2 separate regions of the Mus musculus genome follow, and region 1 is linked to region 2. A link is a loop called in an ENCODE intact Hi-C map of the cell type or tissue named here. Cell type or tissue: heart. All regions are shown on one strand. Links, peaks and the distances in the headings refer to the core of each region. The heading gives the core; the rest is flanking DNA.

The links. Peaks named below come from ENCODE experiments on the same cell type or tissue, not always from the same donor. Only the 100,000 strongest peaks of a DNase experiment are listed, where the experiment ranks them.
Region 1: it touches region 2 in a loop (4-fold over the local background); 11 of 42 quality-filtered maps call a loop at or near these places.

Annotation. Positions count from the first base shown.
Region 1 is chr15:53,341,853-53,356,692 of GRCm38, forward strand. It overlaps Ext1 (exostosin glycosyltransferase 1), which reads right to left and starts at 4,331. Exons shown (of 11, transcript NM_010162.2): 1 at 2,550-4,331. The coding sequence starts at 3,511. In heart, for the core only: CTCF peaks have their summits at 1,535, 4,367 and 4,571; DNase peaks (open chromatin) are centred at 1,539, 2,569, 4,359 and 5,419; H3K4me3 peaks cover 5,519 bases; H3K27ac peaks cover 4,454 bases.
Region 2 is chr15:52,701,271-52,716,714 of GRCm38, forward strand. Med30 (mediator complex subunit 30) reads left to right here and starts at 11,175. Exons shown (of 4, transcript NM_027212.2): 1 at 11,175-11,416. The coding sequence starts at 11,240. In heart, for the core only: no CTCF peak of the experiment used is centred there; a DNase peak (open chromatin) is centred at 11,111; H3K4me3 peaks cover 1,546 bases; H3K27ac peaks cover 1,339 bases.

The DNA.
Region 1 (14,840 bases), core at 1-8,000, 630 kb after region 2:
CCAATCTAATTATCAGATCCGGTGTCCCCAGCAAACCCATACCAGGTTGCTTGCCGAGGCAAATTAAGTTGAAACCTTTTCATAGGTACTTGCTAATGCAGAAGAGAAGTAGATGAAAATTGATCTCGTCTTTACAAGCCATTACCAAATGAATGCCTAGAACACCTCGGAAACTGCTTAAACCCTGGGTAAAAATCAACTCAGAGATGACTCCAGGAAGGACCACTTCCACAGATCTGACTTCAGCATCTCATCTCCAAGGGTCTGGTGTGGTTAGCCTCAGTGTGGCTGAGGAATTCTGCATTGCCCTTTACTTCCGAGTGCAGCATCGGTGTAGCCTGGTGTATAGTCACGGCTTCCAGATTCCTGCATTCTTATTTCCACCCTGTGTATTCCAAAGTCAAAAGCAAACAAACACCCAGCAATATTTGTGAGTAAACAATTCTGACAATCCAAGATGGGTAAGGAGTTAAATCTCTAGGAGTTCCAGTCTGCACTACTAACACATCCTAGTAAACAAAATCAGAGCTAGCGGGATTGTAAAAGGAAACAGAAAGCCCTGAAAAACCCTGCTCAGGAGAATAGTAAACTTGTTTTCTTTCTGGATGCCACAGTCCCAAACAGAGACGATCCTGAGGCCCCGTCCCAGGTGGTCTTTAAACTTAAATCAAGAAGAGGTGGAGGGTGTCAGATTTCTTGGCCCAAGGACCGAAAGGTGAAAAATTAATTACATTCAATTAGCAAAACAAAGTTGCTCCGAAGCCAATCAACCACACCTTTCTCCATCTCCGCTCTCTAGAAAACAAAAGTTTTCCATAGAAAATGTAAAGAATTGGCATCTGGGGTGGGGGTGGGGGGGTCGAACACACAAGGAACATCCGCTCTTTCCGAATGAAGAACGTCATGATCTTTCTATAAAGCTTGGAGAGATTGCTTTAGAAGCCATCAAAAGATCAGCCTCTTCACGCCAGCCAAAGAAATTCCTAGAAGGCACAAGCACCCCCAGAATCTATCAAAGTATATTGTCCTTTCAACAAAGCAGTTTCTTTCTGACCACAGTTAAAGAGTATTTTTACTCTGTCACAACAACACTCAACATTCACGCAGAACTTCCGTGTGTAAGAGGAAAGGAACGATGGATTCACAATTGATCCTGGCCTCAGGCTTTTCCCAGGATTGAAACGGAAAACGTCCAAGGGGCTCAGAAGCAGAAGCCCCAGGCTTGATATTTCCTCTCCCTTCTATGATCAAGTCGGGGAGGACTTTACTATCCCATCCAATCACTCCCACCAAGACCAGAGAGTCTGAGGGAATCCATGGACAATAAATAATCACACCTTTCATTTCAGGGCCCGGTTACCCCCACCCCCACCCCTTCCTGATCCAACCCCATCTGGAAGCCTTTTCCCCTATTCTGCATTTCATGAATCAATTGCACAATCTGCCAACCTCTGCCAGTTCCTCTTGTACTCAGCTGAGAGGTTTCTCCTTCCTTCCCTGGGTAGCTAGCACAAGGCTGCTCTGGTTTTTAACTGGCGTAAAGTGGAAATGCACCATAGGCGCTCACTCTTTCCCAGCCGGACACAAGTGAGTCTGGGGCACTGACCTCAGCTATCAGGAAGCTGACCGATGGACCCACAGGCCAGCCTCGGTTTCAAGCAGATTTGTGGATTCTAACTTTGACCTGAAATCCTGTGTGTCAGCGACTGTGAAAGACGAGGAAAAGGAAGACTGAAAGGGGCTACAAAGTAACCAACTCAGTTACTTAGCAACTAAACAAAACTCTCCCCTCCACAGAGGCTAAGGAGGCATCTCAAGCCCATTCAAAGAGTAACAGTCCACATTTATATGCAAATAGATAAAGACAAAGAAGAAAGGGAAATCTAAATTAGTAAGGGTAGTTCACTGCAGTGGGCCTGAGGCCCAGATTTTAAAGTTTCCCCAAGAAAGAGAGGGCTTATAGGAATGAATGAATGAATGAATGACCCTAACCAGCTTACACTCTACCCTTCATAAACATCAGTGCTGTAGAGGAAGTAAGAGGCAGTCACAAGTTGGGAAGGTAAAAATGAAAATATTCTAGGAATCAAGAATCTAAAGCTTAGGGGGGAAGGTGCAAATTTAAGCCTAGCCAACTGCACAGAGAACAGGTACCCATGTTCTTGAGAGAAACAGACAAAGCCCAGGGGTCAGAGTCTGTGGACTTGCGTAGAACATGTGTCTCTCTGAGTCGTCACAAATACCCTTTAGTACCCTTTCCAAAACTTGGATCCGAGCCCCCATAATGCGCCAAAGACACATGGGTCCTGAATGGTTTTCAAAGTATCAGGAAGATTCCCTTCTTCACCAACTTGACTGGAGAGAGTACTCTTGTCGAGTTTGCCTGAGAAGCCCAAGCTCACCCCACACACTTGAACCCAGCCGCTGGATCCCAAGGAAGCAACAGAACTGAGGGCTTCTGTCTCCACCCCGCATCCCCCACCCTCCCACCTGGACTCAGGTATCCAGGGCCCAGGGCCGAGCCTCGAAGGGAGGCAGCCCTTACTCACTTCTCATACTCGGTGTTGTCTCTGTCACAGCGAGAATCCTTGTGCTTTTGCCAGTCTTTGCCATGCTTGCAGGTGGTGAGGAGCAAGACGTCCTCCCCGTTATGGACGTGATATAAGGCATTCCTGGTGTCTGACCCTATCCCTGTCAGGTACCGCTTCCCCTTGAATACCAGCATGTACTTCCTGAGAGGAGGGATGGTGTTAAATTTCAAAAACCCCCTCTCCCCTCCTGTCCTGGGATGATCCTTAGAAAAGAGGGGAATAGAAACATCAAAGTTTGGTCGGAAGTTTTCAGTACTGATGCTGGCTTTGGCCAGCATCGCCTGGCCGATGTCAAACCCCACGTCCTCAGTGTAGTCAGGCCAAGTGCCAGAATATAAATTAAAAATTAAATGATTCCTACCATTGTTCCACAAGTGGAGACTCTGCACTTTGGATCTCAAATTGTGCACATACTGAGGTGATAACTGGTCTCTGTCTAAAGTATCCAGACTCAAGACAAAGAGGCACGCCTGGCTGGGGTCCGAGGTGTAGAACCTGGAGCCCTCGATGGCCGCTAGAATGTTTTGGTAACTTTCGGCGATTTTCTCCCCTTTCTGCTGCGGGTACACGTAGACTTTGAAGCCGTTTTTCTTGCAAAGGGTGAAATCGAAGCAGGACTCCATGCGGCACTTCTTGCCTTTGTAGATGCTCGAGTTGGCGTCTCGCTTCTGCCGGGGGGAAATGTGCACGCTGGAATCCTCGTTTTCCAATTGATCCCAAGGAAAGAAAGGGCGCAGAGCGTCCGGGAAGCGGGGCCAGAAATGATCCGGACTGGGCTGGTGCAAGCCATTCCGACCACTGTGCTCTTCTCTCCGGCTGTGGCTCCTCGATGCCCTAAACTGCACGCCTCCAAAATAAAACAAAAGGGCGAGACAAGAGCCAGCTGAGAGCAGGATGAAATAGCGTTTTTTGGCCTGCATGTGTCCTGCCTGGGTCAAGAGGATTGTAAATAAACACAAGAATCACCCAAGTTTCCCAATCAACACTTTCAGCTCCAGTCCGCCATCTTCCCGCCTGTAAAGACTTCAAACTCTCCGCTCCCACCTTCTCTGGATGCCTTTCCCCAAGCCGTGGACTGATCCAGCGCATGTGGGCGATTTCTTTAACTTTCTCCCCTTCGGTCTTTCATCTTTGGGCTGCACAATGCACGGGAGAGAGCCGGGCAGAAGATCTCGCACCCAGGGCGGGCGAACAGCGGACTGTAATTTTCTTGCATGCAACAAGACGGAGGAAAAGAAAGAGAGCAGGGAAGAAAAAGCTCCCGATACCCAATCAATGGCAAGACGAAGTGACTGCCTCTCCGCTCGGATTCCTCTCGGCGGCGTGGAGAACGAGCCCGGGGAAAGCAACTTCAACTCATCCACACTCCGGTGCAGAGCACTACGGTTCCAACAAGTCAATCCGCCCCGGCTTCAGCCGGCTAGTGCATCTTGCAGCTGGGGCGCCGTAACCTCACAAATCCCTGCATGTCTCTTTATTCCCTTCTGCAGCGGCTCCCACACTCCGCCGGTGTTTACTCCTGCGCTCACGGGGCCGGCTCCCCGGGCGCGCGGCGGCCCGGCCGGCGGCACGAGGCGGCGCGGGGCGGCGGCGGCGGCGCGTCCTCCCCGCGGGCAGTGCCGGCCCCGAGCGGTGCTTCGCAGGCCCCGCGCTATCACTGCCGACCGCCGCGTTCGGTCGCCGAATGTTACCCGGTTCTGAATGTTACACTTACACATTCCATTCCCGACACGACAGCGCTGACCTCATCCATCCACGCAGCCCGCGCTGCCATTGGCCGGGCGTCACGTCCGGGTGGGGCGGGGCTTCCGCTGCGCCCATTCATAACCCCCGGCGGCCGGCAGAGGCGCCGGCGCGGCGCGGCGCGGCGCGGGCGCGGGGACCCAGGAGCGCACGGGCGGCGGGCGGAGCGCTAGCCGGCCGGGCGTCGCCCACCGCCGGCCTTCTGCACGCCGGGCCGGGAATGCAACCCGGACCAGACGGGCCCCAGAGGCGCGGGAGGAAGTGTGGGGACGTGGCCAGCAGCCCGCTGCTCGGGATGCCCCGGGTCTCCACGAGCCGGGAACGCCTCCCCGCCGGGAGGCTGAGAGGACCGGTTCCTGGAGAAGGATGCCTTGAAAATGGAGAAGCGAGGGGAAGGGGGGTGGGGACTTCATGGAAAGCGAGCGCAGGTCGGGATGTCTCTCCCCCCACACTTGGACCCGCTGAGGACCAATTTTTTGGTGGGTCTTGTTTTTAACGTTTAAGTGGTCTTTCTAATTCCCCTATGTAATCCACCTATTTTTCTGTCTTCCTCGCCGAGACACCCTAATCCTCAACAATAAGGAGGAATTGTCACAGTCCGATGGATCTGTGGCTGAGTGTGAGAAGACACCTCCTAAAGCCATCTGATCTGCGTGCCCTCTCTTCCATTCCCGAATCCCTCCCACCTGTTCTATTCACTGATATTGGGCCGGGAGGGATCTAATGGCTGAAAAGAAAGCCATTTCATTTTGCCCCCATCGGTGTTGTTATTCTTCCTGAGGTGGTATTTTTAAGATGTCACCTGGCCCTAGCTGTAGAAGGGAACCTTTGAAGCAAAAAAAAAAAAAAAAAAAAAAATGTATTTACAATAAATGTGCCACGGTTCCTTCAATTGACCTTCCTTCTGTCGACTCCCCTGCCCCAAGCCCCTGTCATTCTGAGTGAACTTAATTGGATGATTCTGAAAGGAACCTCCAGGACCTCCAAGCTGTGCTAGACTCCCAAGCATTACCTGGCCTCACAGCCTGAATTCTGGCTTAGAACACTTACCCACCCTAGCCTCAGAGCCTGGCCAAGCTGGACAAGCAGTTGCCTAGGGCAGCAAGCTGTTTAGTGATTGTTTATTGTGGGAGTGAGTGAGCTGGGAGCAGACACATCCCTACCTCCCTCGGGCTACTGAAAACCCCAGCCGGTTGTGTACCCATGGTATGGTTATAATAAGGCAGAGTGGAAAGTTTTCAACCTTTGTTGTTTCAGATTTGTTTGAATAAAGAAGGGAAGAGATATTGGGTGGGATATTTTGGTACATTCTGAAACCTCTGCCCATTTTGAACCTGCCAAAGATGAAGTAGGTTTTCATGATTTACTTTGTCCCCACCACAGGATTTAGAGAGGCCTGAAACAAGAGTAAGGGTTCAGTCATTTTCCGAGCAGGATGAAAACGGTTCAGGTAAAGGTAGAGATTAGAGCCACAAGTGACCCCAGGTCTCAGGGGGATTGCAATGAACAGTCTTCAAGACAGAGCTCTTTGTGTTGAGATCTGGCTGTCAAACAACCTGCACCCTGTAGAAGATAGGACTCTTCTTATCCTGCATTGGCAAAGTCTCTTGCTTTTCTTGTCTAACTGTGGTTCCCTCAGCTCACAGCACATCTTTGCATTCAGTTCATTAGTGGTTGATGTTGTAGGAGAAAAATGGTACTGAAAGTGAGGGGAAACACGTTCAGCCCGTGTTTCTGCAATTGAACCTTAGGAATAATGATCTCGGCTTACTCTCAGCTTCTCATTGATGAAGTGATGTTTTAGAGTAATGTTTTTTGTTTTTGTTTTTTTAATCAGCCAGTCTCAGTTTGTAATGTAATCCATTAACACTCCTACCCTATTTTTTCACTAGATCTACTCACCTATTATATCTTTATTTAATATTTATTTAATGTGTAGCGATGTTTTGCCTGGATATATGTACGTGCACCACCTATAAGCCTGATACTCATGGAAGTCAGAGCAGGATGTCAGATCTGGAACTGGAGTTGTGAATGGGTGGGGACCATCCTGCTGGGGTTGGAAATTGAACTCTGGACTTCTTCAAAAGCAACAAGTGCTCTTAGCTGCTGGACATTTCTCCAGCCTTAGTTTCGTTCCTTTTCTTTTCTTTTTCCTGTTTAATCAGAATGAATAGTCTTAGTATTTTAAGATTTATTTTTAAGTGTGTGTGTGTGTGTGTGTGTGTGTGAATGCAGGTAACTGTGAAGGCTAGAGGCATCTGATCCTCTTAGAGCTACAGTGTTAAGTGGCTGTGAGCCACACAATTTACATGCTAAGTATTGAATGTCTACTCCTCTCCCAGAACATTGTCTGCTCTTAACCACTGAGCTAGGTCCCCAACCTTACTCTTCTGTTTTAATCCTTAGGGCCTGGGGTGGTTCCTGGATTTAGGTAGAATTCAAATACTGAATTGAATGAATTAATGAATGAGTGATTAAAATTTGACTTAAGGTTCCAAGGGAAGGTCTCTTAAGGACAGACAACAAAAGCAAAAGTAATTGACTCATCTAAGAAAACATCCAGCACAGCAAAGATGAGAATCAACAGGATGAAAAGGCAGCATAGGGAAGGAGAACAGAGCTTCAGACTATATATCAAAAGGAGGTTAATATCTAAAATATACAAGGGCTTTATTAAACTCAATAGCAAAAATAAAAAATGGGCGAAGGATTTAAATAGACATTTTCACAAAGAAGGCATACACGTGCCCCATGGGTATATTTAAAAGTTTCAGCATTACTAATCATCACAGAAATGCAAAGTAAAGCCCCAAGAAGATGCCCACTCAATACCTACTAGAATGGCTATGTCAAGAACACACGAAGTAGCAAGTTTTGAAAGGGGCATAAAGAAAAGGGAACTCACTTTTCACTGGTGTACTTTAGTAAACAGTATAAAGGCTTCCTCAAACCATTAAAAGTAAAAGAAACGATGTCACATAATCCAAAAATACCAGTCCTTGACTTGGTATTAAAGCCAAACGCACTGAGATTACTAGATCATAGAGGTGTTGGTGTTGCTATTTTCATTGTGGCATTTTCCACAATAGTCAAAACATAAAGACAATGTAGGCTTCTGTTCATTGATGAATGGATCAAAAATGTGCATATGAAATAGAACATTACTTAGCCATAAGAGGAAGGGAAATTTCAATTTGCAACAATGTATATAAATTTGATAACCAATATACAAAATGAAGTAAGCCAGAAAATGAAATACAAATACTTCATGATCTGGCCTATATATTGGATCAAAAAACCTTGAGCTCAGGCTACAGGTGAGTGGTAGAGCATTGGCCCAGAATGCAAAATGTTCAATTATTTGTATCCTCAAAACAAAATAAGTTACAACCTCAATTTAAACATATGTATATGTATACACACATATATTACACATATATATTACATGCATAACAACAATTAATGAAAAAGAAGCCATGAAATCAAAGGAGAGCAAGCAGGTATATGGGAGGGAGCAAAAGGAAGGGGAAATGATTTAATTACATTCTCAAAAAATAAAGAAAACATTAAAATGTATTTGAACTCAAAAATGAAGGGAGTAGAAAAGAGTTTGACAGGACTAAGGTGAAAATGGAGAGATATTGATTGAATACATGAACTTGCAGCAATACGCTAAATAAGTGTTGGGCTCTCGGCACAGTGACTATAGTTAACAACACTGTATTGTCCAAAATAGCAGTATGCATTTGTAATTCCAGCTCTGTAGAAATGCAGGCAGGGTGGTCAGTAGTACAAGGCCATCCTTTGGTATATAATGAGTTTATGGCCAGCCTGTACTACAGGAAACCCTGTCTTTAAATAAAGACAAGAGAAAATGAGAAAAAAAATAGCATCGACTGGGTTATATATAGATCATCCTCTATTTGTGATAGGATCGGGGACCAAAACACTCATCTTAACACTCTTTTACCTACTGAACAATGTCGCTTAGCCACAGAACACTTTAGAGTATCTATTCCTTTCTTCTGTGACCCTGAAGCCATGAGCAGCTACTAGCCATTCTTGCTTTATTTAACATCGTAAGGTAAGATCACACCATGTCTTATTCAAATTCAGAACAAAATTCAAAGTTTGATTTATGTGAAATATGCATTGCTTCCATACCATCATAAAAATATATTCATTTCATTAAGTTGAGCCATTGGAGGTGGGGGCACTGCCTCTATTTAGAAGTTGCTTAAATAATAGTTCTTTTCACTATTGAGGGTGATGCGGAACCTAAGGCATTAAATATGCTAGGCAAGTGTCCTCTTACTTTTTAAAATTTGAGGTAAAGTATAAGTTTCCCAGGTAGACCTTGAATTCAAACTTCCCCTACCTTGATCTCCTGAGATGTTTGAATTATGGGCTCGTACCACCTAGCACACCCAAGACAGTAGATTTTATTTTCCCACATATTCAATAAAGGTCAATATGAAGTGATGGTATATTTAACTTGAAACATGAAACAGTGCTTCACATCTAGTCTCATCTACGATGCCACCTCACTATAGACAACACTAAATAAAGTAACAAGACCTCCTCTATTTTCCCATCTCTTCGTTGTGCTTTTGCTTTTTCCTTAATGGCCTGACAGACTCTATATTGACTTGTTAATTAATTGTTACTTCTAGATAATGAGCCATAGGAAAGGAACTTAATTTGATTTTTCTTTGGTTTGATTACTACTATGTCACCAATAACTACCACTATCATAGTGTGTGTTAGTCAACAAATATCTCTTGACCTGATTATTTAATTTAATCCCATTGTCTGTGTGTAAAATAAAAGAATATTCAAGGTTGGCATTTGTAGACAATGAAGGTACCTTAATCACCCAAGCTTTGATTAAGATCCTTTTGGAGAGTTCCTTTGCAGGACCAACTAAGGTCCTCAGTAGCATATGGCACAAAGGATCCCTGAGAACATGTATTCTCATCTTGACTCCCAAGTTCAGACTGTCTGACCCTGAGTAGATCAGCTGACCTCTTGCATTTCAGTTTCCCACTGGCAAACCTGAGAACAGATGTAATAATCATGTGTAGTTCATTGGGCTACTCTACTGTAGGCATCAAACAAGAATTAATTAACAAATAAGACATATTTATAAGAAAGACTTTTGAAATCTACAGTATACATGGCCAGTGTAAGATCTGGTCATCAAAGTCTTGGGTAACTATGGGCGCAAGCACAAGTACATCATGTTTCTAGCATTAAATACATGGAGCATCATCCACCCCGATACCCATGTATTCCAGATAGCATATAGACTCTGGAATGGCTCTTGATAATATTAGCAATTTTAAAAAAGGAGGACGAGGACTTTGTTGGATTACCCCCACCCCATGAATGGCAGGCAAAGGAAACCTTCCTTTTAATGTATACAAAACCATACACACAAAAGGTTCTCTCAGATCTGTAAGTATATTTGTTATAGAAAATGAAAGTTGGCTCCAAAATATGAACACCAACTGAAGTGCAATCATTTATAAATGATTAAATGATCTACAACGTTCATGATCAATTTTAATAAGGTTACACAAAATGTTTATTTGACAGGGGCACATGGTGATATGTGTGGAGGATATCTGACAGCATCTGCAGCAGTAATGGCTAAGAGCTGCCTAGAATGGCTAAGAGCTGCCTGTGGTACCCTAAGTGATGTTAGAAGAAAGGAAAAAACAAGCAAGTAGTGACCATCCTGGGTCATCTTGGAGGATGAAGGCCCTTCCTGCCAGGGATCAGAAGTCTGAGTTGCAGGATTTTCCCTTTGCATGTCAGGATCTTGTGAAGGAATCTGAAGGAGGTTGGTTCTGAAGGCCTAGCGCGCAGGGCTACTGAAAGATGCAGGATGGAACATGCTGATTTTTTTCCCCAGCATAAATAGTCAAGGATATCCTGTGTAGATCATGTGGGGGGATGGGAGAGGAACCCCACCCTCAAAGAAAGGAAGACAGTAGAAGTGAAGGGCCTCATCTGGCTTCCACAGATCGAGGTCAGAGCAAAGCATTGAGCAGTGTATGTGTTAAACTCCAGGTTAGCATTTCACAGATACCATCTCCCGATCTTCTTAAGGTTCCTAGCAATTGAGTATTATTCTTCTGGGCTGGAACAAATGAGGAGACAGAATCCAGACTGGATGCGGAAACTGCCAGTAGTTCTTCTGTCCCAGTCATGCCAAAGCCTGGCATGATCTCTCTATGGCTTCTTGTACACAGTACATGAGCAGGAAGTTTTCCCCAGTGCCACGACAGGACCGCAAAGGTTGGAGAAGAAGTGATGCCCTGTTTTTTGTTGTTGTTGTTGTTTTTGGTTTTTTGTTTGTTTGTTTGTTTGTTTGTTTGGGGTTTTTTTTTGGTTTGTTTTTTTTTTTGGTTTTTTGAGACAGGGTTTCTCTGTGTAGCCCTGGCTGTCCTGGAACTCACATTGTAGACCAGGCTGGCCTTGAACTCAGAAATGCCTCTGCCTCCCAAGTGCTGGGATTAAAGGCGTGTGCCACCACCGCCCGGCGGTGATGCTCTGTTTTACGAAGGAAAAACTCAGGCTTGGGTCAGGGGCTCTTGAACTTCTGTTTCACTTGTTGTAAGGGGACAGTGCATTGTGGGATGCCCACAAGACCTGCTTATCATGAGATGCAGGCTGCTTAAAAATGTGACAAAATCCCAGCTCCAGAGTTTCTGCTTTATTTGTTCTGGAATGTGACCCTAGAATTTACTTTTCCAACAACTTCCCTATTAGGGCAGGGGCTGTTAAGGACACCAGACTGGAGAAGTATGCTGAGAGCCACTGGATTTTAATATCCACAGAAACTGAGCTGGAGCTGGAGAATAAGGAATTCAGGACTGGCAGTCTATGCAGAGAAGTTAGAGCGATCCTGCACACCTTGGTATTTTATTTCCTGGGTGGGAAGACCTTTAGAAAAGTTTTCAGCATGGGAGTGATGTGATCTGATTTCCATTAGCTCCTTCTAGTTCAATGGTTCTCAACTTTCCTAGTCCTGAGGGGCCGGAATTCCACATGTTGTAGTGACTCCCCCAACCATAAAATCATTTTCATTACTACTTCACAATTGTCATCTTGCTACTGCTATGAATCATAATGTAAATATCTGATATTCAGATGGTCTTGGACAACCCTGTGAAAAGATCATTTGACAACCCCACCCACCCCAAGGAGTCAAGACCCACAGGTTGAGATCTGCTGATCTATTTAATCGATCTGAAAGTCAGGTTTCTCGTGTGTTTGTTTTGATGGGGTTGAAAATAGGCTGGCCTCCAAACTTGCTAGGTAGCCAAATATGACTTTGAACATTAGATTCCTCTGCCTCCACGTCCTCAGTCCTGGGATTAGGGTATCCATCCCTAGACCCAATTTACATGGTACTGTGGTCCTAACTTGAGCATTCTACCATGCTAAGCAAACACTCTATTAACCTAGCTACACCCTCTGCCTCACTAGTTTGTACAAGGAATACAAAGTTTTAAATTTTTTTACCCTTTACACCAGGACAATGGCAGGAAGAGGATGCAAACTTCAAGCCCTATTTTCAAGATAAGGAAATTATGACAAACAGAATTGTCACTGGCCAGTCACCTAGTGACCGTTAATGAGTCCTGCTAACTGAAGAGTGTTTTTCCCAACTGCAGTTGAAACAGTCAAGTCTCTCTCCTACTAACTCTGGTTTTCCATAAACTGACAAGTCGGACTAAGTCATATTTCGCTGTGTCCTTTGTGTGTTTGACAACTTGGAACTGGCTGCCATTCCTAGTGATAGAACAGCCTCTTGTGGGTGTTTCTGAAGGACAAATGGTGACAAGAAGTTGCCCTTCTCTGAGTTTGTCTGTACTTTTAAGAGCCTCATAGACGTTCTACTGACCCCTGGTGGAAGAGATCTGCGTTCTACCCTGCATGTCTGTCTAGGCAGCTGTTGGTTTCCCCAAAGGCTTGGGTTTCTTTTCAAAAGTGTTTGTACCATACTGTCTCCTAGAACTCAGGTTAGAAAAACAAGACAGGAAAAGACATAATCACAATAAAACTGACGTGTTAGAGTTTACAAGCGGAAGAAACTACATTTTTGTGGGGCCCTATTCATATTTATAGATCTGTTTATAGATGGAGTAACTGAGAGAAAAATGAGAAATTGAAATGTCAGCTGTAGAACGTGATGAAATCAGGACTGCTCACAATTCCCGTCCTCTTTGCAATGGTGCAATTCTCTTACAACTGCCAGGATTTTTTAAATTTCTATTTTTTAAATTTCTTATACCCAGTATTGTCTTCTAAGCTGTCAATAGAACTTAGAGCATTTTTTTTCTTACCCTCTTGTGCTTCTATATTACTATGGTTCAATAAATGATTGGTGCTATAAATGATAACTATGAGACGCTGGAAAGTCATAAAGTACTTCCCCAGTCATCACGTACGTTTAAGCCACATCCACATCTACTCTGTGAGCTAAATACAATTCATGGACATTCAAGTCATGTGTAGTTGGTGACTCCTTAATCGCATACACAGAACCAGTGAACTAAATATCCTTGGGTGCTCTAAAACTGTTTCCTAGGTTGAATGGCCTACGTTTCTCTAAACCCTAGATTTCTTAAGAGCAAATCGTCGGCCATTTTCACAATGCCTGGCATCTTTATGAATAGGTAAAAAATACACTCAAATATGCATGGGTAGAGACTGTTCTTCAAGCCTTGGTGAGCCATCATTCTGAAAAGTTGACATCTAATCAAACAGAACCATTTTTCAAATTAGAAATTCACATATCTTTGTAACCACCCAGTATGTCAACCTTCAGCAAATGCTTCTACATCTACTCTTGTCTCTTCAAATAACTTTTTTTTTTCATGTTCTTGACACAGATCACATGGTAGACGTGTGGGCAACACAGACACTAAGGAAAATTGTATAAAGATAACTAATAAATATATTTTGGTATATTTGTATGTAAATTTCAGCACAGGCCTTATGTCAACAAAAATCTGATTATTTGAAGCTCACTAAAGTACACTAAAAATACGCATTCTGGCTTTAAATAAAAGCCTTGAGCAGGGAATTGCTCACAGGGGCATAATTCCTATTTGTTCCCTCCTACTGAAGACTTAAGTCTGCAGTTGCTTACCAGAGCTGCTGGTCCAGTAATTCCTCATGTTGAGGGGGAAAAAAAATGCAGCTTTCAGTCCTGTTGCAGATGGGATAACTCTGATTTCTTTCTTGTTCTTTTTGGCCTATGGTGACTTGTTGCTAATGGGAACCCTCACTTGAGGCCTGTTAGAAACATGAGGTAGATACTCTCTGGAGTCCGCCCCCCCCCCCTCTAACCCCCACTACAGGAGTGCTCACCATTTCCCCCAATGACTAGAGCTGCTCCATCTGAGCTCTAGTCTAACCTGTCACCCTCCTTGCTTTGACTGGTCTTGGGATTCAGTGCAGCAGGAACTGCCAATTGTCTTAAATTACCTGCTGTTTGGACTAAGAGAATGAATGCTACTCCTTCGGGGTTTCTAGGAAGGCACAAACAAACCTGCTGTTTAGAATGAGACACATTTGTCGATAGGAGGTAAAGGGTCACTCTCCTGCATATCTGACCAAAAATATGGGACTGGTTGGTTGTTAAAGAAGCCACTATGACTAAATGACCTTTGGGCCACAGCCGCCTCTTCATGCTCATGAGTAGATGTAACCTTAAGAGACCCTTGTGGGGGCGTAGTCTCATCTGATTGTTAACTGTGCACACCTCTATTCAAGCACACAATTATCAAAAAATATTTAAGCAATATATGTTCATGCTCTATATTTTGATCATATTCTTTTCCCTCTCAAAACTCCTCCCAGATTCTCCCCACCTCCTGATCTGCCCATCTTCATTCATGTTCTCTCTCTGTCTCTGTCTCTGTCTCTATCTCTCTGTCTCTCTGTCTCTCTCTCTCTCTTGTGAAACAAACACAAAACAATAACAACACAAAACCACCTCAGGAAACACAGGAAACCAGGCAAACTATAAGAAGAAAATTGGTAAGACAAAAAGAAAAATTACTAAAACAAGACAAAGGTCAAAAGGCGCACACACACACATGCACACAACACAAACACACAAAACACATGGGGTTTGTTTTGTTGGTGAGCTACCCCTGGGCATGGGTCCTGCCCTGGAGTGTGATTAATATGACTCTCCATTGGAGAAAACTAATAGCTCTTTCCCAGAAAATACAGACTGCAAATAGCGTCTTCGTTAGGGGGTGGGGATTTGTTTTCACTTCCCTTGCTAAGTGCCTGGATTTAGTCTGGTTTGATCCTGTGCAGGGCTAGTGTGTGCAGCCACAGTGCTTGTAAATTCATATATGCATCAGTTCTGTTTCCTTGAGACATCGACCACCTTTGGCTCTCAAAATCTTTCTGCTTCCTCTTCTACATAGAACACTGAGCCTTGACAGGTTCAGTAATGACATCAATTTAGAA
Region 2 (15,444 bases), core at 7,445-15,444:
CTCCAGCTCCCTTCCCTGCTCTGCACTACTCCCACTTATATTCCTGCTGAAACTCTCTACTCAAGATCACACAGCTTCTTCAATCCACTGGTTATATAAGACAGATGGGAAGTTGCCAGTGCCTTTACAGTACGCTGGGATGCATTTTTATCCTAGACCCCAGAATCTGATCTCATATCTTTTAGCTCCTTTCCCCAAAGCTTATATGCTATTATGCTATGTATAAACTCTTCTTTAACTACCTTACTTAAAATGACAGGGTCAAGGTTTTTTTTTTTTAATGTAGTATATTTTTCCGTATTCCTCATCACCACTGGAACAATATATATTTTACTCTTTTGGTTATTATTGTATGTAGCTAATCATTTATTGTCTACTGTTTCAATTCACATGGGTCACAATGATTTTCATTTTCTTCACTGCTGTAGACCCAGGGCCTAGAACATTGTGTGCCACATTTTAGATTCTAAATAAATGTTTAGTAAATGAACATTGAAACGGATCAAAGAAAGGAAGAATGAAAGAAGGAAGAACAAGCCATTTGGGACTAATCAATTTTACAGACACAAACAGAAATATAGTATTATGCTAATAATACTATGGGTAATTCTAAGAAATTATTGTAATTAAGAAAATTACAAACAGAATTATGTTAGTAAGTCTTATGTTAATAATATAAGAAAATTCATAATATTTTCAACATTGATTAAAAACTGAACTGTACAAAATAGTAATTATTTTAAGACTGCACAAAACTTCCTAGTTTTGATGTGTTTATCTATTAGTCTTCATCTTTTCTTATGTGAAACAGCCAAAAATAAAAATCTTGTAAATGAAGGCAATCCATTGATCATCAGAGACAGAACACAAGCTCCTAATGAGTTCTGAATCATTACAGTGCCCATGTTAAGATACATGTGAAGGAGCTAATAGATGTAAGCTCTGTAAAACTCGGAACAGGCATGGTTCATTCAGTGAGTCACTTGGACTCACTAACACTTTCCAAGGACTCAATTCATTTCAGAAAGCATCTATTCAAGTTTGTATGGGCAAATACCTAGAATTTACATTTTGATAAAAAGAGAACTATCTAATGAGTAAGTCTCCAATGTTCATGACATCAAAATATATTACATGAATGAGTATCACTTCAGGAGGTTCCTAGTTCCCTATGTCATCGAAATATATGACATATCTAATAATATAGAAAGATGCTATTCTACAGTTAGAGCCTGAGAGATAGGTTGATGAAGCAAGCAAAAGGCAATGCTTTGGTAACAAAAGGAACACATTCATGGGGACTAAAAAGGTGGCTCAGTGGTAAGAGCAAGAGATACTTTTGCAGAGGACCTGAGTTGGGACCCTAACATCCAAGTTATACACAACACTCTATAACCCAAGCTCCAGGGAGAGCTGGCATCTCCAGACTCTGTAAACACCTGAACTTGTCATGTGCACATGCCCTCCCTCTATACCCTGCCCCCAACACACACATGTGCACATAACTAAAAGGAAAATAAAATTGTGAGAAAAGAGCAGACTTTTGTCTGCAAATCCATTACCTTAAACTATGTGTGACTACAAGTGTTTAGAATTTTTGAGATTAATATCCTAAGATATGAAATATAATTTTAAAATAACATACTTTACTATAGAGATATATGGTAAGTTCAACTTTATCATCAAAAGAAAAATGGAAAAATGTTACCTTTAAACACATTTTAGAATAATAAAAATTAACCAACTAAACAATGGCCCGTGTTGAGGTTAATGTGACCTAATAAACTGCCATTGGGAGCAAAAGGGGTGAAACAGCCTAAAATTTCATACATCCACATAAAGACCCTGCAAAATCATTCAAAGCATCTTTTCTGTGACCATTCACACCCAAATGTCAATCAGTAGTGACTATATAAACAAAAGAGTACAAACTATATAACACAACTATAACCAATAGCCAAGACATGTTCATCTCTAGTACACATTCAACACAGATCACTTTAATATCAGATAAAAGAATACAGGCCAAAAAGGATAGCCCACTATATGTTCTCATTTTTTTGTAGAAACCTAGGGATTGTAAATGTAGCTACAATGACAGGATAGATCAATGGTTACCTGGTATGAAGCACAAATGCACATAGAAACTTTTGGAAATGGTAGACATGTGTGGCATCTTGATTGTGCTTGTAGGTTTAGGTATTAAAAATGTGTCAAAGATTGGCACAGTGTTTGGCACATGTCTTCATTTCTATCAATAAGAAGGCTGAAATAAGCCCAACTTAGGCTATATATCAAAACTCTGTCTTAACAGAAAGCTAAAACTTCTTAAACTATATACTTTATATTTGTAGTTTTAGTACATATCAGCTTTTTTTTAGTAGATGTAAACTATCAAAATAGTAAGCAGTAATTGTTTTTAAATGAGAATATATGGCAGCTATGAGAAAAGAGTTCCATAGTCTATATATGGAATGTGGTAAAGGTAAAATGATCAATAAATAAGGTAAAGTACTTCTCAAAAGTAGATACAGAGAAAGAAAATAATTTTGAATTTGGAAAATTAGAAGTAATGACATTGTAGGTATAACTCTGAGTGCATACGCAAAGCCTCCTTGCCATTTATAAGTTCTTCCATACAAAAGTAATCAGTGATTCTTATTGTCAGTGGTCATGGCACAGCCTGTGTCCTAGACGCCTGCTTTGAGCTTTAATTGTTAAAGCACATTAGAACTGTGGTTGAAAATGGACCTTTACAGTTCCCCGGTGTTTACTTCAGAGTTCAGCATTTATATACCCTCCATTCTTGGTTATTAGGACAATGATCACAGAAACCCTGGTTTCCTCCTCCAAGGCTCCGGATGGGTGAGGAATAACAAGAAAGGGGGCTGCCCCTGTAGCCTACTTTTGGGATCCTTAGCTTCATCATAAAAATCACCTCAATGCCGAGTGTGGTGGCGCACACCTTTAATTCCAGCACTCAGGAGACAGAGGCAGGCGGATTTCTGAGTTTGAGGCCAGCCTGGTCTACAAAGTGAGTTCCAGGACAGCCAGGGCTATACAGAGAAATCCTGTCTTGAAAAACCAAAAAAAAAAAAATCACCTCAGTGACATGGGGGGACAAGTGAGGAACAGGAGCTGTTGGTCTGGACAGCTCATTCCTAACAACTTGGCATGTGGCACATACATACCACCATCTTAAATACCTGTGAACCCTCCCACTTGATTTGATAGCTGCATCCACTGCCAACATACAAGATATAGCCTCTTCATCATTATCAGCAACTCCTCCTTCAGAAGTTTGTTTAAGCCAAAGGTGAGAACATATACCCCTCACCTTAGCAAAGGGAACACTGGTGCAGAATCACACACAGCAGTACCCTGCAAGATTTTGTCAAAAATCAGGAGAAAAAATATATAACCAAATCTCATTCTTTCTTTGAGGTCCTCTTGAGAGAAAACCCTGTCTTATCAACCCTTCACTTTTAATCCTCCAGAATCCAAAAATACATTACAACACAGACAAATTTTACCTAACATCGCTATCCCATGTAAATAAAATCAGTAAAGCAATATCCTCTGCAATCATTGTCTCTGCTTTTAAAGAGCCCACAAGGCTTATATCAAATCTCAACTCTTGCGTTCTGAAGCCGTAGAGTTTGTCTGGTTTGGAACAAGGGAAACGTAGGCAACAACGGTACTTGTGAGCAAATGCAGTTTCTTTCCTCTACAAGATTGTAAGTCTTGACTCTGTAAGCCATTAACAATAATGGTGAATAAATTTCATAAAGGACTCTATGAAAAATCATGAGAACAGGGATCTTCGAGGTGGGCAGGAGTTATGAAAGAATACAGCAGAAACTATGACGCACTGATTATTTGTTCTACACTGTCTCATAAACACTCCTCTTAAAATATTAGCAATCACAAGAACTTAATGTGTTTTTTTACTAGCTCTTTTGATGTCTCTAAACCTTTTGCAAAAAGGATGAGGAACTGACTTCTAGCGTAACAAAGAGCTCCTCCCCATCACATACCGGAATGTGTGGTTACAGAATGAAGCAACCGCAAGCAATAGGCTAATTCCCATGCAGCAAGTCTCCTTTCATCCAAACCATGTTTATTTAATTAAATCAGATGCCCTCGTTAATGGTGTTTCCAAATATCTTTTGATCCCAGCTAAGTGTTTGTAAATACTGGACTTCAGTTGGCAAAAACCATGACATTAATGAAAAGATGTTAGGCATCTAAATTATCCAAAACAGTCGAGGAAAGCTTATAAAGGCACTAAACTTTCAAGAGGAACTGTTCGAGAACGTGAAGTTGTGATTTAAATCTTGCATGTCTTAAGTATGGTATTCTAAGTGAGCATTTGGGAAGCAAAGGAAACCTTCACTAATGAACCTTCAGGGACCAGTTAGCACAGTTTGTTAAATTGGAATGCTAATTGGGTCTAGGCAATAGTCTAAATCAACCTAAGTGCTTGTTAGTTTGACCAATTATAGCTGCCCAATAAGTGTTTGTTAAAATTCAATAATTCTGTGTCCAGAAGGGATAGTCTATGAGTGGCTGAATTGGGGGGAAAAAAGAAGATAGGCTCTTAGTCATGAATAAATTTTACAGAAACTGGAGTATTTTGTTCACAACTACTAGAGGACCAAGGTCACAACAGTAATGGCTTGTTCTCATTTCTTTCCTTTGCCAGGGCCTTTAAATGATGTGTCCTAGTGAATACAGATGGGGGAGGGGGGAGACACTTATGCCATCTAACCAAGAAAGCAAGAGCTTAATATGAAAGACTTCTTGGGTTATTAGTCAGTCCAGGACAACAAACCATTTAATGACTATAGTGATTTGAATGATAATAGATTTACAGGCCCATATATTTGGAAGGAATTCTTTGGGAAGGATTAGGAAGTGTGGCCTTATTAGAGGATGTGTGTCACTGGAGGTGAGCTTTAAGGTTTTGAAAGCCCTTGCCATTCCTGGTTAGTTCTCTCTGTCTCTCTGTCTCTCTGTCTCTCTGTCTCTCTGTCTCTCTCTCTCTCTCTCTCTCTCTCTCTCTCTCTCTCTCTCTCTCCCTCCCTCCCTCCCTCCCTCCCTCCCTCCTTCCCTCCTTTCTGGCAGCCTCATGGTTGTGGATCAGATGTAAGTTGTCAGTTACTGCTTCAGTGTCATGTTTGCCTACTCACTGGCGTGTTTCCTGCCTTGATGGTTATAGATTCCAGTGCCCTATAAAACAGAGAGCCCAAAACCAAATGCTTTCCTTTAGGAGTTGCCTTGGTCATGGCATCTTAGCATGGGAATAGAAAAGTAAGTAATACAATGGCAAACCAAGTCTAGAACCTACCATGGTCACCTGTGGGGTGGCTTCCATCCATAGTGTTTTTTAGCTCTTTCTCCATTTTATAACTTCTTATTCTATCCCTAAAGTCTGGTACTTTCTACTCGATGCACTTTCTTTTTCTTTTCCTTTTATTTTTTTTAAAATACTTTTATTTTTTTACAGTCCAGTTGTTATCCCCCTCCCAGTTTACCCTCTCACAGTTCCTTAACCCATGCCCCCTTCTCCCTGTCTCCAAGAGGATGTTCCCACCCCATCCCCACCCCCCATCCCTGCCAGGCCTCCCCACTCCCTGATGTCTAAAGTCTCTCAAGGGTTAGATGCCGCAGTCCTCTGTTGTATATGTGTCAGAAGCTAGTGTATGCTGCCTTGTTGGTGACTCAGTGTCTGAGAGATCTCAGGAGTCCAGGTTAATTGAGACTGCTGGTATTCCTATGGGGTCATCCTCCTCCTCAGCTTTTTCCAGCCTTGAGTTTAAATAAATGGTGCCCTGTGGCCTTCTACATCACCTATCATGGTGACCTGTCTCCACAAAACCATCTCCGAATTGTTCACATATTTCCTAGGTTGTTAGAAAATGCAAAGGCTAGCATTTCCCATGACAACATGCACACTGCTGACTTAGCCTGAAATTATGTAAGAGCCACCGTCACTGCTATGCAGAGTGGACAAGGCCAAAAGAAAAAACAATTTGCCTTTTGGGTAAACTGGGTAGAGGGGATGAGTCACTTCACTGTGTTGGGGAGGTTGTGTTAGTTTCTGACACAAACATGTGGTATTTAGGACAAATGTGACCAAACTGCTGGCTTCAGCAGTAAGCATTAGACTTGGATGCAAGTAGCACAAAATCACTAAACCAGGATTGACTTGAGATACATTCATGATTTTTCTCTTACATTTAATAGGAAGAAAGAAACAGGTTGTTTTTCTTTTTTCTTCTACATTTAGGTAAAGTACCAACAGGTATATGTCACTCATAACTCACTAGGAGGACCTTAATGAGATAACCTGGACAAGATGCAAGGAACCCTGAGACATATGACCTTTACCCCAGATAGCCTAATAAAACTCATGTATTCTCTCTTTGCAGATGGATGCTAGATACTCTGTTCTATTTCCTCACTATCTTTGGAACTTTGGGCAAGAATTCCCTGCTGAAAACCTACCTTTTGGACATGAAGGTGATATTTTATTGGCTTGGTTTATTTTCCTTTTCTTGTGATAAAACACCCGGATAGAAACAGCTTAAGAGAAAGGTCATGTATTGTGGCTCTCAGTCTAAGGGTATAGCTCATCATGGCAGAGAAGTCAGGCAGCATAATGAGCTTGGAACAACAGGTCACATCGAATAGGTTAGATTTCTGCCTCCGATGAAATGAGCCAATTCAAGCCAGATTAGATTAGATTAGATTAGATTAAAAACAGGTTTATTGGGACGCTCCTCTCAGACCAAGGCCAGGGAAGGTGCCCTGGGGAAAGGGGAAGGGGTTGGGGAGAAAGAGAGAAGGGGTGCATGTGAAAAGAGAAGAGAAAAAGAGGAGGAGGAAGAAGAGGAAGGAGGAAGAGGGACAGAGAGAGGGACAGGGAGAGGGACAGGGAGAGGGAGAGCAAAACGTCTGGATTATGGAGGGAAGAGCCTCTTCGGAAATGGTAGCACAGACCCTGGGCTGAAAGTTCAGGGTTGGGCCAGGATATGCCAGGTAAGGACTGAGGGGTTCTGGGAGAACCTGGAGGCCAGGTCTGCTTTGATATGTAAAACATGCACCCCAGTCCCTTGTCCCAACAGCAAACCAAACAGCATTCACCCACAATCAGGAAACCCAAAGAACTCAATGTATGCATGCGTGTGCTTATCTCATTCTCTGTGTTTCATAGAGGCCTGCTCAGAGAATAGTGTTGCCCGCAATTATTGTGGGTGTTGTTTTATAAAAGAAAAAGAAACTAGGGATGTGTTTTGTAGAGGTGCGGTACAGTGTGGGGACACCGGGTGCCTCTGTGGGCCCATGCTGAGGCATCCCTTCTATATTATACCAGGCACAGGATGGTAGAGTATAAAATACAGCTTATTCAGGGCATGAAGAGGAGAGTTGGAGAGGAGAGAGAGAGAGAGAGAGAGAGAGAGAGAGAGAGAGAGAGAGAGAGAAAAGAGGCTGGCCATGAGCACGTGGAGAGAGATAAGAGGAGGGGGAAGGGAGAGAAGGCAGAGAGAGGGAAGAGGGTAAGAAGAACAAGAAAGAGAGGAGGGGACAAGAAGCCCATTTCACAATAAGTCAGGCACACCTGGCTATTGCCAGGTAACTCTGGGGCGGAGCCTAGACAAAATGCCAACTGTGGGGCTTTGGGGTCCTGGTTGAGGTTTAGTAATAATAAAGACACGGCGCCATCTATATAGTTTAGAGCTGTTAGCCTGATTGCTGGGGTAGTCTCTCAGCTAGCCCATCTAACTTAACCGGACTGCTCAGTCCTTTGAGCTCTCCACGTGACTTTCTCTGCCTACATCTCTGCTCTGTTCCGGGCTCCCTCTGTGTCTCTCTGCCAGGTCTTTCTACTCCAGCTCCGAGTGACCACCCAGCTCTTTACCATGCAAAACCACACTCTTTTATTTTTTTATTAGATATTTTCTTCATTTACATTTCAAATGCTATCCCCAAAGCCCCTTATACCCTCCCCCTGCCCTGCTCCCCAACCCACCCACTCCCACTTCCTGGCCCTGGCATTCTCTTGTACTGGGGCATATGATCTTCGCAAGACCAAGGGCTTCTCCTCCCAATGATGGCTGACTAGGCCATCCTCCTATAGAGTTGCAGACCTCTTTTAGCTCCTTGGTTACTTTCTCTAGCTCCTTCATTAGGGGCCCTGTGTTCTATCCAATAGATGACTGTGAGCATCCACTTCTGTATTTGCCAGGCACTGGCATAGCCTCTCAAGAGATAGCTATATCAGGGTCGTGTGAGCTAAATCTTGCTAGCATCTGCAATAGTGTCTGGGTTTGGTGGTTGTATATGGGATGGATCCCCGGGTGGGGCAGTCTCTGGGTGCAAAACCGCACTCTTGATTCACAGAGTTGTCTTTGGAGGCCACAGGACCTCCACTCTGGAAGGTTGCCCTTCTTTTGGAGGCAGGTGAGGAAGCAACATTTACATATTCTGTCAGCCTGTCTTATAACCAGTGAGAAAATGTGGATATTGGTCATCCTATTAACACAAGGCACTGGGTTTCTAGTGATGTGAACAGAAACATTCTCCAGGACTTAGGGGAAGCATGACATTGCATGCAGAGCATTATTGGGATGGCAGAACCTGTGTTGAGCTTTGAACTCACGGAAACATCTCTGCAGCTTGAAACCACTGAATGCTGATACATTGTTGGGTGCTTTGAATAAGAGGATCCCCATATTTTGGAATTTGGACAGTGGTGATACTTGTTTAGGGGACACTTAGGCAGTGAGGTCTTATTGTTGAAAGTGTCTCATTAAAGGTGGGCTTTGAGAATTTGACTCATGCCATTTCTAGTTGCTATTCTCTCTCTCTCTCTCTCTCTCTGTGTGTGTGTGTGTGTGTGTGTGTGTGTGTGTGTGTGCCTTGTTTGTGGTTTAAGATGGGAACTCTCAGCTTGGTGCTCCAGCCACCACCCCTATCTGCTTTTATCCCTCTGAAACCACTAGTTTGGAATGGCGGCAGGTAGTAACAATAGTAGGAAGCAAGGCAGCATATAGGCAGACATAGAGTTGGAGAAGGATCCAAAGACAAAGTTGATCCAAAGACAGCCAGAAGAAGACTGTCTTCTACAAGAAGCCAGGAGGAGGCTTTCTTCCATGAAAGATGGAGCTTGAGCATAGGACTTCAAAGCTCATAGTGCCTCATTTTCTCTAGCAAGGCCACGCCTACTCCAACAAAGCCACACCTAATAGTGCCTCTTCCTATGGGCCTAGCATATTCAAACCACCACAGCCACTTTCCCCAAAATTTTTACCTCCCAATCCTCTGAAGCTGTGAATATGTATTACATGACAAGGAGGCTGGAGATTAAAGTAGTAAATAGAACTGAAGTTGCAGGACATCTAACCTTAAAATCAGAAGGTAGCCTGAATTATTTGGGTCATTTTAACACAAACATAAGATCCTTGACTGGAGAAGGGAGAAGCAGAAAAAAAGCAGAGGTAGCACTCACTGTAAGAGAACCTTGAGGGGGAAATGGTTTTGATCTATTTTTTTCCATTCTCATAAATGTTGGTCAAAGACTAATTCCTCTTTTTGTAGCAATGTATGGTGACCTCAAATATGGTAGAAATCCATTTTGAGCTAATAAGGAACTGTAAGACCCAGAATGCATGTAGCCCTTAGAAACTGGAAAAGACAAGATATTGGAAAGTCCCTGGTAGTTTAGAAAAGAACACAGCCATGCCACCACCTTGAAGTTGGTTTGGGTGTCTGAGCTCTAAAAATGTTAGTTTGGGGTAATGCTTTATCAAGGCATTAGGAAAACAACAGAATGAACTGCTTCTTTGAAATTTGATTTTTCTTCCCTCTCTTTGGATATGGCAGAAGCTCCACCATTTATTCAGGTCACAAGTAGGTGCTCTCTTTATTCCTTCTTCTCCAGATGCACCCATCTATAACAACATCAGGTTCTGTAGATTTTCGCTAACAAGTCGCCCACTGAGTCCTTCACTAATTCAGATCATCTGCATCAATAACTTCAAGAGGAGGGAAGCAGCACTCACCATTCACCAGCCTCTCTCCACTGAACAGCCAGTTAAATCTGTCCTGAAGATTTCACGTTTAGATCTGTCTCCTTGAAACACTTCTATGATGTGCTTTGTCGCTCAGTCAGAGTGTCCTTACATGGTTTTAGATCCTCCATTGTTTACCTGTCTTCTATCATATTTCCCAATACTCACCATAATAAAAGCATTCCCTCAAGTGTTGGTGATGGCTTCTGGGTCTCCAAAGCTACAATTTGGGTGTAATTAGTGCTCCATTTTCATCTATTTTTAAGACCCAGATTTACTCCCTTCATCTTGTACAAGGTCCACTAAAGAGCACCCTGACGTCAGGACCTTGGGCTCTCATCCTAACACAGTCATCACAGTAATTAATGTTTATTCTCTATGAGGGCAGCTTCTACTGAACTTTTTACTATGCTATTTCTATCCTGGGCACAGCATAGTTAGGAATAGTTAGCACAGTCAAGTTAGGAGTAACTGTAATATATTGCTATATTTACATTACCATTAATGTCTTACTGTGTCTAATTTACATATTAATATTTTGTAGACATGTATGGGAAATGCAGAGAAGTATCTGGGGCTGCAATTTCAGATGTACATTGGGGAGGGATTATTACTGGAGTTTCACAATCAGAAAGTAGTGCATGTCTACAGGTGTATTACTTAGAGGAACTTGGAAAATACTCAAACAGGGAACAAAAGCAATCCTGGTGGTGGGTTTCTTGTTACCCAGAAGCGTACAAGAACAGAAATCATGTTTTCTGACTTTGAACAGAAGATTGCCAGTGCAACAACTAGTTCAAGCCCTCTGAACCTGCATCCTATCTGTAATTAGACATGTCTCATAGGTTTGTTATGAGAAAGAATGCTCTGCAAGAACCCAACAGAAGCAGAGAACCAGCCAGACACACAACTTAGGGCACAGACAGAACTCTGGGAAAGCCCACCCCATCTATCACTGGTACCGCCCCCTGGGCAGAACTCTACTTCTGATTGGGTAATTTCCTGTCTGTCTTACCGTTCCCAACTGCGGAGCCCAATCGCGTCAGGCTCCGCGAGGCGCCAGTCTTCCGGTACAGCGCTTGCATCGCGGCGGGCGGAAGTGGCGCCGCTTTTTTGAAATCGGCCGAGTGGGCTCGCGCCGGACCCGAGCCGCCGGGGGTGCCATGTCCACCCCTCCGCTGGCGCCCACGGGCATGGCGTCCGGGCCCTTCGGCGGCCCGCAGGCTCAGCAGGCCGCGCGCGAGGTCAACACGGCCACGCTGTGCCGCATCGGGCAGGAGACCGTGCAGGACATCGTGTACCGCACCATGGAGATCTTCCAGCTGCTCAGGAACATGCAGGTGGGCGCCTGGGGTGACAGAGCTGGTGAAAGCGGGCCTCCGCGGGCGACCTCAGGGTGGCCGGGTCGCCTCTACACCCCAGGTCCTCAGCGTGTATCCCCTTGCCCTGAGAGGCCGCAGGTGTGGAGGTCCCACCTCCTCCTTACCCCATACCTGGAAGACCTCAGGCTGGCCATCCTGCTTTACACCCTTGGTTCCCAGTATGTGTCTGTCTCACGCCCTGGAAAACCCTCAGGCATGGACACACCCCCTTATACCCAAAGTCCCCACCGTGCATCTATCTCTTGCTCAGGGTTACGACGGGTGGACACCCCGTTATGCCAATGTCCCCAGCATGAGTCTGCCATCTGACATGAGCGATTCCAGACATGGTCACCCCTATTTTCCCCAGAACTGTTACCCAGCATGCGTCTCTCCCCCACCCCAGGCGACTCCTATACTAGCTATGCTCATTACCGCTAGAAGTGTCACAAGCATATCTGTCCCCCAACCCCATCGTGCTTTTCAAAGTTCAAATGGATCACGCTGTACTTGCTTTTTAAAATTACTTTAAAAATTTTAGAGCAAAATTTCTCCTGAAGGAGATGCCCCGAAGCTGAAGAATTCAGACAATAGTGTAACCCCTTTCTAGACTTAACTAGACTACAGTAAGCTGTGCAAATGTAAAGTTATGGCATATGTTTAGGAATATACTTGTGACCTTATCATAGTTGCAAGAGTGAAAACAAGTGTTATCCAAGAAGTTTCCTTGCATCCCGTGGCATGTTTGCCTCCATCCCCAGGGAGCCAGTGTTAGTGTTTTTCCAGTTGTATGTGATAAGAATCACATAGCATGTGAGCTCTATTGGTCCAGGTTCTTTCAGCATATACTTATGTTATTTTTTTCTCTTGCTAATTTGTTGAGTGACTACGTGGCAGCCTTTGCATTCGTTCATCTGTATGAACGAATTTGTAAATAATGACAAAAATTTTTTAATGGATTTTTTTGTATGGGAATGTGTTTCAGTTGATTTCAGAGTGGAATAGCTGAATTATGTATGTATGTGTGTGTGTGTGTGTGTGTGTAATTTTTTTAATGTGTCTGATCTATTTGAATCTCCATCTCTGAGGGTCCTTGTTTACCTCTGCTTTATCGTCATTTGTTACTGTTGTCTCTCTTTACTTTCCCAGGTACTTAAGTCGGCCACTCATTTCTTTTCTTCTTGAGGAGCAGAGGGTTTATCATTTTGAGGGCATCCTACTTGTTGATTTGTTCATCCATAGTTCTTGCTTTTGGTATCAAACTTAAAATTTAAAAAGCAATGGATGTTTCCTGTGGAAGTTTTGCTCTTTGAATCTCTCCTTGTGTTTATCTCCTGGCTAGATTCTGAAGGGATGATATGGGCAATCCGTTTGGGTCTAAGTTCATCTTTTGGCTCCAGATTGTGACAGTACCATTTGTTAGTCGTTCTTAGAGCTTGCTTATCCTCACATTACAAGATGCAGAAAGCATCTTTGTTCTACTCCTGAGGAGCCTGTGGGTCAGCGAAGTAAACTGACTGCCCCAAAGCTACTCAGCATAGTATAATTGATGCCATATCTGGAGCCTGTTAACATCTTTTACTTCTATGGGTGCCTGTCTTAGTCAGGGTTTCTATTCCTGCACAAACATCATGACCAAGAAGCAAGTTGGGGAGGAAAGGGTTTATTCAGCTTACACTTCCATGCTGCTGTTCATCACCAAAGGAAGTCAGGACTGGAACTCAAGCAGGTCAGGAAGCAGGAGCTGATGTAGAGGCCACGGAGGGATGTTACTTACTGGCTTGCCTCACCTGGCTTGCTCAGCCTGCTCTCTTATAGAACCAAGACTACCAGCCCAGAGATGGTCCCACCCACAAGGGGCCTTTCCCCCTTGATCACTAATTGAGAAAATGCCTTACAGTTGGATCTCATGGAGGCATTTCCTCAACCGAAGATCCTTTCTCTGTGATAACTCCAGCTGTATCAAGTTGACACAAAACTAGCCAGTACAGTGCCCTAAAGAGTATTTTATGGCTTTTGTTTGCCTTAAGAAAAGATAATTGAGATTTTCTTCTTCGATTTTTATAAACGTGTTTCTGTTTTGTGGGACTCTCTTAGCACTCTATCAGTAACTCAGTGTGAAATGTTACACAAAGATAGTACCATGATAAGTGGACTCAAAAGAGAAGTTTGAAATTCTTTGGCAGTTTCAAGTGAATGGATTCATAACGAAATGTCTAGAGTGTGGATTGTATGATGTCTCCGAATTCAGCGGGCACTGTGTTTCTTATATTTAAGCCTGCCCTGTGCCAGCAGCTGGGTTAGAGTGTGTAGAAGCAGGTATGGTCACAGACACTAAACCCTCGCCAATTACTCTTCTTGGTCGGGTACATAATTGTAAGAACAATTTCAAGAGGTATTTTTTTTATTCCTATTTTACAGTTAAGGAAACTGAGGATCAAAGAGAGAATAAGTGGACCACCCACCGTCACAGATGACTATAATAACCTGTTGTTGCATCGTTAAGTTGTTGTTAAACCATCTCTTTTAGTAACAGATAGGATTCAAGTCCATCACCTGCAAGAAAGAGACTTTCTGAAAGTCCCGGCCCATAACCGAGCTCCAGGTAGATCTGTTTTTCTAACTGGTTTGTAAGGGCTGCAAGTTACCTGTCTGCCTTTCAGTTAGTGCCCAAACTCATCTCTGACTCCTTGGGGGATCTTACAATGGCTCTAAAAAGCCACAACAGCTTTCAAGTTCCAAAAAGTCAAAAGCGATGATACAAATAGACTTTCTTAACTGTGAACAACATGAGTGTTCAATTAACCATAGGCTGCTTATCCAATTTCTATTATTCATGGTTCATAGGGATATTTAAGTGGATATTTTCAGAAGAGGAATGCAGCTTGCACTTAGCTTTTGTTTGTACGGAGCTTTCATTACAGCGCACTGTTATCGTTGTTGCTTCATTTCTATTAATCTTGTACTCTGCCTGTATACCTAGGGGCAAACCCTACGAACAGGGACATCATACCACAGTTTCTGGCATCCTCTGGCCCAGTGAGGATCTAACCCAGCTCCCAGCAGGGGGGACGGGACTACCCATGCTGTTTAAAATACCCAGATTTCAAATCGTCTGCATTAGTCCGTGAAAATGCGTAATTACACACTGGTACAGTTACTTCTAAGCATTTCTTTGAGAAAAAAACATTCTTTGTGTATTAGCTCAAGAGTCGGAAAACTGTAGACTTTCCTTAGGAGAAAGAAATTAGCAAACATTTTGAAAGAAAAGTATTCAAGGTGTTAAGAAATATGTCCCCCAAATACCCCTGAGTACCAGATTAAGATTCCCTGTAGAAAATGGGATTGCTTTGACTCTGTTGGTTATCCTTTTAATCTTTTATTTCATATTTTGACTGCATAATATATTCGTAATTTAGAAATAATAAAAAACTGCAAAGAATGTTTTCCTTTCTATTCCCTGTCTGCTAGGACCTAATCCCTGTCTGTAAGCAGTGCTTGTTAATGATTCTAACCACTGTTTATAGTTCTTTTCCAAATTCTCTTTGCGTATTTAATCAAATCTGGGTATATTTTGTCTTATCCCTCATTTTTGCACAGATAACAGTATGATATGCATACTACTTTGTACTTTGTCTTTTTCATTGGATAGACTTTGGAATTTATTCATATGTGTATAGAACGTACACCTTTTCTTTCTTTCTCTCTCTCTCTTTCTCTCTCTCTCTCTCTTTCTTTCTTTCTTTCTTTCTTTCTTCCTTTCTTTCTTTACCTTTGTAGTATTCCACTGCAAGGAAGTACAGTAGTCAGAGTGCTTTAAAGTTCTTACTCTTATGCTGGAACAAATGATAAAGTCTCACACACAGGTGCAGCTGCACCCAGTGAGGAACTTTTAGAAATAGCTAACTTCCATTGAGCAGGCTCACAGGGGCTCACGGAGTCTGAAGCAGGAACCACGGGTCTATGCTAGGTCCTCTGCATACATGTTGTGGTTGTTAAGCTTGGGA